2 separate regions of the Homo sapiens genome follow, and region 2 is linked to region 1. Evidence: chromatin contacts called from ENCODE Hi-C or POLR2A ChIA-PET data. All regions are on one chromosome and are shown on one strand. Each heading gives the region's core, a stretch centred on a gene start or an enhancer-like site at or near the end of the contact. The rest is flanking DNA. Distances are from core to core; before and after follow the strand shown. Region 1 overlaps VMP1 (vacuole membrane protein 1). Region 2 overlaps TUBD1 (tubulin delta 1).

Region 1 (5,334 bases), core at 1,166-3,665:
CTTGCTCTGTCTCGCCCATGCTGGAGTGCAGTGGCGCGATCTCCGCTTACCACAAGCTTTGCCTCCTGGGTTCATGCCGTTCTCCTGCCTCAGCCTCCAGAGTAGTTGGGACTATAGGCGCCCGCCACCATGCCTGGCTATTTTTTCGTATTTTTAGTAGAGACAGGCTTTCACCGTGTCAGCCAGGGTGGTCTCGATCTCCTGACCTCGTGATCTGCCCGCCTCAGCCTTCGAAAATGCTGGGATTACAGGCGTGAGCCATCATGCCTGGCCCTGTTAGACTCTTAAGACCTGACTAAAACATTGTCTTTTCATCTAATTTTATTAAAATGCCTATTTCATCCCATTCTGTTATAATTGATTTCTTGTGTTCATTTGGCTTCTTTACCAGACTGTGATCCTCTTGAGGACAGGGACCTCCTTATCCTATTAATATTTGTATCCTCAGTGCCCATTGGAGACCCCCGAACTTTTAAAATGAGAGCTGAATGAACAACACTGGCATCACTGATACAATAACAATGAGGCATGTGCTGTGAAGTTGTTTTTTATAGTTTAGGCATTTTGTACGTTTATTACCTCCTACTCTTTTGATGTATTGGTATTTATAGTCACACATGCATGCGTATCAACAAACATACACATGCATACATAGATTATTTCATCTACACATCAATCATTTGAAAGTGGCAATTATTGTCCTCATTTTGTGAATCCAAACAATGAAGGACTAAAGAAAATGAAACTTTGCTTAAGATCACACAACTAATCAGTGGCAAATCTGGGATCAAATCCAGATTTTTCAGATTTTAAATCTTATGATTGTCTACTTAAGGCTATCTATACTAATAGAAACCTATATTTTATTTCTTGATGTGTTTATTTGCTTATTCAGCATTGAAGACAACAAAACAAAGGTATACACAAATGGATTGTATCTTAAAAAGGAGAATATTACAGTGATGAATGTGTGCTTTTTTTTCTAGTGATTTTTATAGGCTTTCACTTGTTTTCCTTTATGAGGCATAAATTTTGAAAATAGTTACAATAGTTAGAGTTTAGACAAGGAATAAATTAGCACCAGCTATCAAACTACAGGAAGATTGGACCCATGACCATATCATATTCTGATCAGCTAAATATAAATCTAGCATGACTCTTGGCACATACAAAGTGTTCAGTTAGTATTTGTTCAGTGAATAGGTAAACAAACCTTATACAAGCATCTTATCAAGTGACTTCATGAATTTTCTTTCTTAATAATATAACCCCCTAACTCATATATCTGACTTTGAATTCTAAATTGTCACTGAATCCGCTCATAAAATATAAAAATTTGAGCCACTTGGCCATGAGAATACTCCTAATACTCTTGGGTCTTCTATTAAATATAGAGACGCGTGGGTAGTGGCTCATGCCTGGAATCCCACCACTTTGGGAAGCTGGGGCAGGAGGATCGCTTCAGGCCAGGAGTTCGAGACCAGCCTGGGCAACATAACTAAATGAATGAATGAATAAATGAGATTATTTATTTATTTATTTATTTATAATCTATGAATATATTATTCATATGTATTCATAACATATATTTCCTATGAATATTTGGAAGTTTGGATAGTTCCTGCTGGTGACTATTCTTAAACAGCTTTATTGAAACATAATTCACATATCATATAATTCACCCATTTAAACGGTATATTCACATCTATGCAACTATCAAAACAATTTTAGAACATTATCATCACCCCAGAAAAAAACTCACAACTCATTGGCAGCTACTCCCCATTTTTCTCCAGCTCATCTGCTAATCCACTTTCTGTTATCATGGATATGCATATTCTGGAAATTTCATATAAATGGGAATCATAACAAGTAGTCTTTTGTGACTGACTTCTTTCACTTAGCATATTTTCAGACTCCATTGATGCAGTAGTATGTATTACTACTTTATTTCTTTTTATGGCTAATATTTCATTGTTTGGGTATACCATATACCGTATTTCCTATATCCATTCATCAGTTGATAAGACATTTGGGTTATAGGCTGGGCGCAGTGGCTCACGCCTGTAATCCCAGCACTTTGTGAGGCCGAGGCAGGCAGATCACAAGGTCAGGAGTACAAGACCAGCCTAACCAACATGGTGAAACCCCGTCTCTACTAAAAATACAAAAATTAGCCAGGCATGGTGGCGGGCACCTGTAATCCCAGTTACCTGGGAGGCTGAGGCAGGAGAACCACTTGAACTCGGGAGGCAGAGGTTGCAGTGAGCCAAGATCATGCCACTGCACTCCAGCCTGAGCGACAGAGACTCCATCTCAAAAAAAAAAAAAAAAAAACCTTTGGTCTGTTAACAGTGTCACTATGAACATTCCTGAATTGCTGAGTCATATGGTAACTGTATTTTACCTTTTGAGGAACTGACAGATTGTTTTCCAAAGCAGCTGAACTCTTTTGCATTCCCACCAGCAGTTCCGATTTCTCCACATCCTCACTAACACTTGTTATTATTATCTTTTTTTTGTTTCTTTTTTTTTTTTTTTTGAGACAGAGTCTTGTTCCTGTCACCCAGGCTGGAGCGCAATGGCACGATCTTGGCTCACTGCAACCTCCGCCTCGGGGGTCCAAGCGATTCTCCTGCCTCAGCCTCCCGAGTAGCTGGGATTACAGCCACCCACCACCACGCCAGGCTAATTTTTGTATTTTTAGTAGAGACGGGGTTTCACCATGTTGCGCAGGCTAGTCTTGAACTCCTGACCTCACTATCTGCCTGCCTTGGCCTCCCAAAGTGCTGGGATTACAGGCGTGAGCCACTGCGCCTGGTCTATTATCTGTCTTTTACTATAACCATCCTAACAGGTATGAGATTGTATCTCATTGTGGTTTAATTTGCATTTCCTTGATGGCTAAAGATGTTAGACATCTTTTTATGTGCTTATTAGCAATTTGTGTATCTTTGGAGAAATATCTGTGCAGCTCCTCTGTCCGTTTATTAATTGGATTATTTGCTTTTTATTACTGAGTTGTAAGAGTTTGCAGGCCCGATACACGCTTCTTATGAAATATATGTGATTTGTAAATACTTTCTCCTGTGGGTTGTATTTATTTTCACTTTCTTTTTTTTTTTGAAGCAGGGTCTCCCTTTTGCCCAGGCTGTAATGCAGTGGTACAATCATACCTCAGTGTAGCCTTTCACTCCTGAGCCCAAGCAATCCTCCCACCTCAGCCTCCTGAGCAACTAGAACTACAGGCATGGGTCATCACTCCTGGCTAATTTATTTATCTTATGTAGGATGGGATCTCACTGTGTAGTCCAGGCTGGGCTCAAACTCCTGACCTCAAGTGATCATCCTGCCTTGGTCTCCCAAAGTGCTGGGATTATAGGCATGAGCCACTGCACCCGGCCCCAGTTGTCTTTTTATAAGTGTCTGGGCAAGTTTTAATATTGTATTAAGGACTCAGCATTTATTGTATTAAGGACTCAGCATTTTAGCCTTTTATTGAAGTGATGTGCTTTTTGAGTAGAAAGTTTTGCTTTACTAACACCTGAAGAATGATACAATCACAGGCAATCTGGTTTTTATATGTTGTATTACATTAAAGTAAAAGCACTGATACCTGTAGTATGAAATGAAGCATGTTATAAATAAAGTACATTTAACTATCTTAAACATTTCAAGTTTGGTTTTTTTTTTTGCCCATATCATTTTATTCAGTAGAATTGTTTCCTAAATAAAACTGGTCTATGATCTTAGATTTATGTATCAACAGTTGCAGCATCTTTTGTAGTATATTCTATTTTTATATAATAATGTTAAAGGGAATATGAAAGAAAACTGTAAAAAGGTAAAATGATAAGATTAATTTTGAGTACACAGTAGTATGATATTTAATTGTAAATTAGAAGGAGTTAGACTTTATAGTGTGTTAACATTTGGAGTTACTAGTGCTTGATATCCTCCTTCTGTGGACAGATTACCTCCAAATTTCAATCTGGAAGATCCCTGAAATAACTACTAGGAAAAGGTTTACAACTATATGGCTTTTATATTTTTACTATTTGTATTAGAATATCTATATAAATTGTTCAATAGAATAACTAAATTGTTCAAATTTTGGTTATAAAAGAAAAAAAGTGTAAACACATCATACATATCATGTGGCTTATTACTGTGATGTTATTCCTGTATTCAGTTTTATTCAGTCACAGCTACACAGCAGAAGTTTGTAATGTATTGCTGGATTTTATTTTGCTGTATTAGCTCCTCAAGAGTTACTGATCTATGAAATGGCAGAGAATGGAAAAAATTGTGACCAGAGACGTGTAGCAATGAACAAGGAACATCATAATGGAAATTTCACAGGTAAATTTTGATGGTTTGCAGGGAGGAGTGCTATGGGTTTAAATGATATACTTTTCATTGGAATAAAATAGAGATATATTACTTCTTTTATTTTTAATCTTATATTATCTTCTTAGTAAATTAAATTATGGGTCAGTCAGGGCCTGTAAGGTGATATTTCACAGTGATGGCAGAAGGAGCCTGGCCACAATCACATAAACAGTGTTCCAAGTACAAGATTATTACTTGTTAATCTTATAGTATGGTCAGTGTTTATTTGGCTTTGCTCAGTGCTCAATTTTATTGTGCTATTTTGTAATTCTAGAAGTAGATTATAAACTTACTACACTGTTCTTAAATATACAGTTATCAAAAAAGTTAGAATGTGAATATTATTTAAAAATTTATTTTAAAATTATCGTTTGAGATGAATAAACTCATATTTTAACCAAATTGGAATTTGTGGTAAATTTCAGTGTATTTGACTCCTGTTTATACAGTTACCCTGAAAATGATGACTTTTATTAATATGGATGATTTAAGTAGAAACTTTCCTTCATGCATTTAAAGGAAAATGAAAAAAAAGTTTTACTTTTGTTGTAATCATACTTTTTTTTTAGCTTTTGAATTGTTTGACATCTCAAACACATGGCAAATAATACTCTAGTGTGGTAATATTTTCACAGCAATCCTCTACTTTTAGAGGAAGTGCAAGGAATCTGAAATAGTAGTTTTCATTTGTTTGTTTGTTTGTTTGCTTTTTGAGACGGAATCTCACTCTGTCACCAGGCTGGAGTGCAATGGTGCGATCTTGGCTCACTGCAACCTCCGCCTCCCAGGTTCAAGCAATTCTGCCTCAGCCTCCCGAGTAGCTGGAATTAAAGGCATGCGCCACCACGCCCAGCCAATTTTTGTATTTTTAGTAGAGATGGGATTTCACCATGTTGGCCAGGGTGGTCTTGAACTCCTGACCTCGGGTGATCCACCCACCTT
Region 2 (5,269 bases), core at 449-2,948, 140 kb after region 1:
AAATCCATGCTGCTTTTGGAGGATAAGATTTTGGACCGATGTGCTAATGGGATGTAACTTTTGGGGGCTTTGGGAGGGGAGGAGTGTACTGTGCATGTGGGAGGACATGACTTAGGGACAGCGCAGAGAACAGTAGTCAGCCTCCAAAATGACCCCAATCATCTTTGCTTCCTGGTATTCAAGCCCTTGGGCAGTATGCTCTCACACTGGAGAGGGCTGACCTTAACCAAAAGGATGTTGCAGAAATAACATCACAAAAGGTCACAAAAGGTGTTAACTTCAAGGCTGGGCATGGTGGCTTATGCCTGTAATCCTAGCACTTTGGGAGGCTGAGGCAGGCGGATCACTTGAGGTGAGGAGTTTGAGACCAGCCTGGCCAAAATGGTGAAACCCCATCTCCACTAAAAATACAAAAAAAAAAAAAAAAAAAAAAAAAATTAGCTGGGTGTAGTGGCAGGTGCCTATAATCTCAGCTACTTGGGAAGCTGAGGCAGGAGAATCGTTTGAACCCAGGAGGCAGAGGCTGCAGTGAGCCAAGATCATGCCACTGCACTCCACCCTGGGCAACAGAGCAAGACTCCATGTCAAAAAAAAAAAAAAAAAAAAAGGCATTAACTTCTGCCTTGCTCCCTCCTGGATCACATATTCTCCCTAATGGTAGAACATGCAGAAACAGATACTGATGGTGAGAGAAATAGGGTAAATCTTTACGTAGAGGCCAGGCGCGGTGGCTCATGCCTGTAATCCCAGCACTTTGAGAGGCTGAGGTGGAAGGATCACTTGAAACCAGGAGTTCAAGACTAGCCTGGGCAACATAGTCAGACCCCATCTCTACAAAAATAAAAGAAATAACAAAATTAGGCCAGGTGCAGTGGCTCATGCCTGTAATCCCAGCACTTTGCGAGGCAGAGGGGGGGGATCACGAGTTCAAGAGATCGAGACCATACTGGCCAACATGGTGAAACCCCATCTCTACTAAAAATACAAAAATTAGCTGGGCGTGGTGGCACACGCCTGTAGTCCCAGCTACTCAGGAGGCTGAGGCAGGGGAATCGCTTGAACCCGGGAGGCGGAGGTTGCAGTCAGCCAATATTGCGCCACTGCACTCCAGCCTGGCGACGGAGCGAGACTCCATCTCAAAAAATAAATAAATAAATAAATAAATAAGAAAATTAGTCACTTATGGTGGTACACACCTGTAGTCCTAGCTATAGGAAGCTGCGATAGGAGGATCACTTGAGCCCAGGAGTTTGAGGCTGCATTGAGCTATGATTGCGCCACTGCACTCCAGCCTACGTGACAGAGTGAAACCCCATCTCAAAAACAAAACAAAACAAAATCTTCCCACAGAGCAAAGAATATATGAAGAGTTATAAAACTAGATCCTTCAACCTGGTTTGTGCCATATATATATATTTATTCATATACTATTCATACATGTGTATGAAAACATTTATATGTTCAAACTATACAACTGTGAAAAAATGCTGACACCCGGCCGGGCATGGTGGCTTCTGCCTATAATCCCAGAACTTTGGGAGGCCAAGGCGGGCAAATCACAAGGTCAGGAGTTCAAGACCAGCCTGGCCAATATGGTGAAACCCCGTCTCTACTAAAAAAATACAAAAATTAGACGGGCATGGTGGTGCGCACCTGTAGTCCCAGCTATTTGGGAGGCTGAGGCAAAAGAATCGCTTCAACTGGGAGGCAGCGGTTGCAGTGAGCCAAGATCGCGCCACTGCACTCCAGCCTGGGTGACAGAGCAAGATTCTGTCCCCCCCGCCAAAAAAAAAAAAGAAAAAAGAAAAAATGTTGACACCCTAAAAGTTCCACATGGGAACTCAGCAAACTGTGGTTTATTGACCTAAGAGAGCTCAGAGCAGCATGTCTCACATGACTCTAAGGAACATTGTGTTCCTTGTGGTATTAACAGGTATTGCTCGAAAAACAGGTACTATGGCCAAAAAATTCAGGAAGCACTATTTTTACATGTAAACTTTCTACTTATCTCCAAACCTCTGGCACTATAATCTAAAATCCGTAAGATATTACAAATAAATGTTGAGAAAATCTACTCTCATAGTATAAAAGCCTAACTTAATTTGTGGTATAATATATGCTATTAATACCTAGTAGTGATTTCTAGTTACACATGACAGACTGAGCATATCAGTTTCCTGCCACTCTCTCTCCAGATCCTGCTTAATCACTAAAAGGATAAGCACAAACAAGAAAAAAAGGAACAGGAGAGAATATAACAGCAACAAAATTTTGGAGCTGGAGAGCAAATGGTTACTGACTGCACAACAAGAAAAAGCTAAAAATTTTGCCCACAATTGAGGTCCTGGAAGTAGACCAGACACTTTTCAAAGTGAAAAAAAGGCTGGGCACGGTGGCTTATATCTGTAATCCCAGCACTTTGGGAATTTGAGGCATGTGGATCACTTGAGGTCAGGAGTTCAAGACCAGCCTGGCCAACATGATACAACCCCATCTCTACTAAAAATACAAAAATTAGCTAGGTGTGGTAGTACACATTCATACATTGGTAATCCCAGCTACTTGGAATTCCGACTAAGGTGGGAGGATCACCTGAACCTGGGAGGTGGAGGTTGCAGTGAGCCAAGATGATGCCACTGCATCATCTTAGGCGACAGAGTGTGACTCCATCTCACAAAAAAAAAAAAAAAAAAAAAAAAAAAAAAAAAAATCAAAGTGTAAAAATACAGGAGGATTAACTAAAAATCTATTTGAGAAGCAGTGAGAGCCCCTTCCCCACTCCCTGCAGTAGGAGGAGTGCGCTCTTCCACCCTAGAAGGTTTCTGCTGTGAAAAGGCTAAACCTGGGAGGCTCTGGCCTCAGTGACACCTGGCACAGCCCTGTAGAGAACCTTTGGAAAACCAGGTCACGAAGTAGCAGCTTTCGCAGGAAAGTGTAACAGTCCATGTCTTCCCCGTCCAGCTCTGAAAAGGCTGGCAGCCAGGCTTATCATGCCTTCAGGAAAGAGATGGAGGAGGAAGCAACTGATCAAGAGATAAGATACGCTGAGTATGATATTTGGAAGTCCAGCAATAAAATGGCCAGGCAGATCACCTTACTGTGAAACCCACACAAGTCTGCAATGTCCGTAAGGGTCCATTCAGTGCCCGGAGCAACTAACTCAGCAAATAATCACTGAGCGTTTACCGTTCCAGGCTCCAAAGATGCAACAGTAAACCAAATAGATTAAATAAAGCTTACCTTCTACTGAGATAAACCAAAGACCCATGTCAAGTACTTTCAGAATGCTGGGGACAAAGAGAAAATCCTAAAAGCTTCAAGAGATAACAAAATAGGATTGGGAATCAGAACAACCTGAGACTTCTCAACAGCAACGCTGCAAGTGAGAAGATGATAGAGCAATGGCTTCGAAATACTCAGTAAAAAGAAAATGATTCCCAACCTAGAATCCTATCCCTGGCCAAACTATCATTCAAATGCAATGGCAGAACAGAATTATGATATTTATTTATTTTTGAGACAGGGTCTCGCTCTGTCGCCGAGGCTGGAGTGCAGTGACACGATCTCAGCTCACTGCAACTTCCCTCTGCCTCCCAAGTTCAAGCAATTCTCCTGCCTTAGCCTCCTGAGTAGCTGGGACTACAGGCGCCCGCCACCATGCCTGGCTAATTTTTTGTATTTTTAGTAGAGACGGGGTTTCACCATGTTAGCAAGGATGGTCTCGATCTCTGACCTCATGTTTCACCTGCCTTGGCCTCCCAAAGTGCTGGGATTACAGGTGTGAGCCACTGCACCCGGCCAGAATGAAGATATTTGTAGCCTCAAACATTTTAATTTCCTTGTACTCTCTTAGGGAGCTCCTGAAAGGTATGGTCCATCAATATGAGGGAATAAATCAAGAAAGCAGATTTGAAATCTAGGAGGTACAGATATAAATCAGGATGAGGCAAGCAGAGATGCCAGGGCTGGCTGCTTATCAAGCCTAGAGAGCAGTCAGTCCAGAATGGAATGGGAAGATAAATGCCTTCCAGAAGATGTCTCTAGGCAGATAATGGAAGTAATCACTTACCTGATGGGTTTAAACATATTAAGAAAGAATTCTTTTTTTTTATTTTTGAGACAGGGTTTTGCTCTGTTGCCCAGGCTGGAGTGCAGTGGCATGATCACAGCTCATTTTAAACTCAAATCCCTTGGTTCAAGGGATTCTCCTGCCTCACCCTCCCAAGTAGCTAGGACTACAGGTGCATACCACTATGCCCAGCATTTTTTTTTTTGAGACAGAGTCTCGCTCTGTTGCCCAGGCTGGAGAGCAGGGGTGTGATCTCAGCTCGCTGCAACCTCTGCCTCCTGAGTTCAAGCCACTCTCCTGCCTCAGCCTCTTGGGTAGCTGGGATTACAAGTGTGTGCCATCACGCCTCGCTAATTTTTTGTATTTTTAGTAGAGATGGGGTTTCTACTACATCCGTGTTAGCCAGGATGGTCTCGATCTTCTGAACTTGTCCGCCTCGGCCTCCCAAAGTGCTGGCTCACAGGCGTGAGCCACCCTGCCGGGCCAGCTAATTTTTTTAAATTATTTTTTTAGAGATGGGGTCTTGCTTTGTTGCTCAAGCTAGTTTTGAACTTCTGGCCTCAAGCGATCCTCCTGCCTTAGCCTCCCAAAGTGCTGAGATTACAGGTGTGAGCCATCACATCTGAGAAGGGATTCATTTTTTTACAGAAAAGTTTCAGGATAAGTTGGTAATAGGTACAGAAAATATCAACTGAATAAATATAATGATTAACAACTCCAGGAGGGAAAAATAAACTGTACACACAAAAAAATATAATCTATGTACACAAGGCTCTACTCTGAATAATATTTAGATAGCAAAAGTAGTACAAACATTGAAAACTGATCTAACTCCCAAGTATGTTAGAAGAATGAAGGTAATTGTGTTTGTATGTGTGAGTATGTGTGTGAGTGTGCACATGTGTCAGTATATATATGAAAATGGGAATGTGTGTGTGTGTGTGTGTGTGTGTGTGTGTGTGTCTGTGTGTGTAGAGGGGGTGTAAGATGATTCAATTCTCAATTTTTTTTTTTTTTGAGATGGAGTTTCACTGTTATCACCCAGGCTGGAATGCAATGGCACTATCATAGCTCACTGTAACCTCTGCCTCCCGGGTTCAAGCAATTCTCCTGCCTCAGCTTCCCAGGAATTACAGGCGACTGCCACCACGCCCGGCTAATTTTTTTGTATTTTTTAGTAAAGAAGGGGTTTCGCCATGT

What was found. Hi-C counts contacts between places; a loop is a spot of excess contacts on that map. ChIA-PET counts read pairs that join two places held with the same protein, here RNA polymerase II (POLR2A). Pooled maps may share reads with other maps.
Region 2: a map of GM20431 shows a loop between it and region 1 (2.6-fold over the local background). The contact joins two enhancer-like sites. A Hi-C loop is called at or near these places in 23 of 168 maps with a recorded cell type or tissue (B cell, CD4-positive, alpha-beta memory T cell, Caco-2 and 18 more), 12 of 37 single-sample maps with no recorded cell type and 28 of 50 pooled maps. POLR2A ChIA-PET finds 5 or more read pairs at or near these places in 13 of 52 experiments (BJ, CD4-positive, alpha-beta memory T cell, Caco-2 and 9 more).

The regions. Positions count from the first base shown.
Region 1 is chr17:59,727,161-59,732,494 of GRCh38, forward strand. It overlaps VMP1 (vacuole membrane protein 1), which reads left to right. Exons shown (of 12, transcript NM_030938.5): 2 at 4,261-4,362. The coding sequence starts at 4,287. Among named protein-coding and RNA genes, the nearest start is that of VMP1, 22 kb to the left of the region's middle. Within about 2 kb of position 2,416, at least 3 of the 41 ENCODE cell types and tissues checked have a DNase peak (open chromatin) inside an H3K27ac peak, as active enhancers do.
Region 2 is chr17:59,867,698-59,872,966 of GRCh38, forward strand. All of the region lies in intron 6 of TUBD1 (tubulin delta 1), which reads right to left. Among named protein-coding and RNA genes, the nearest start is that of TUBD1, 23 kb to the right of the region's middle. Within about 2 kb of position 1,699, at least 4 of the 41 ENCODE cell types and tissues checked have a DNase peak (open chromatin) inside an H3K27ac peak, as active enhancers do.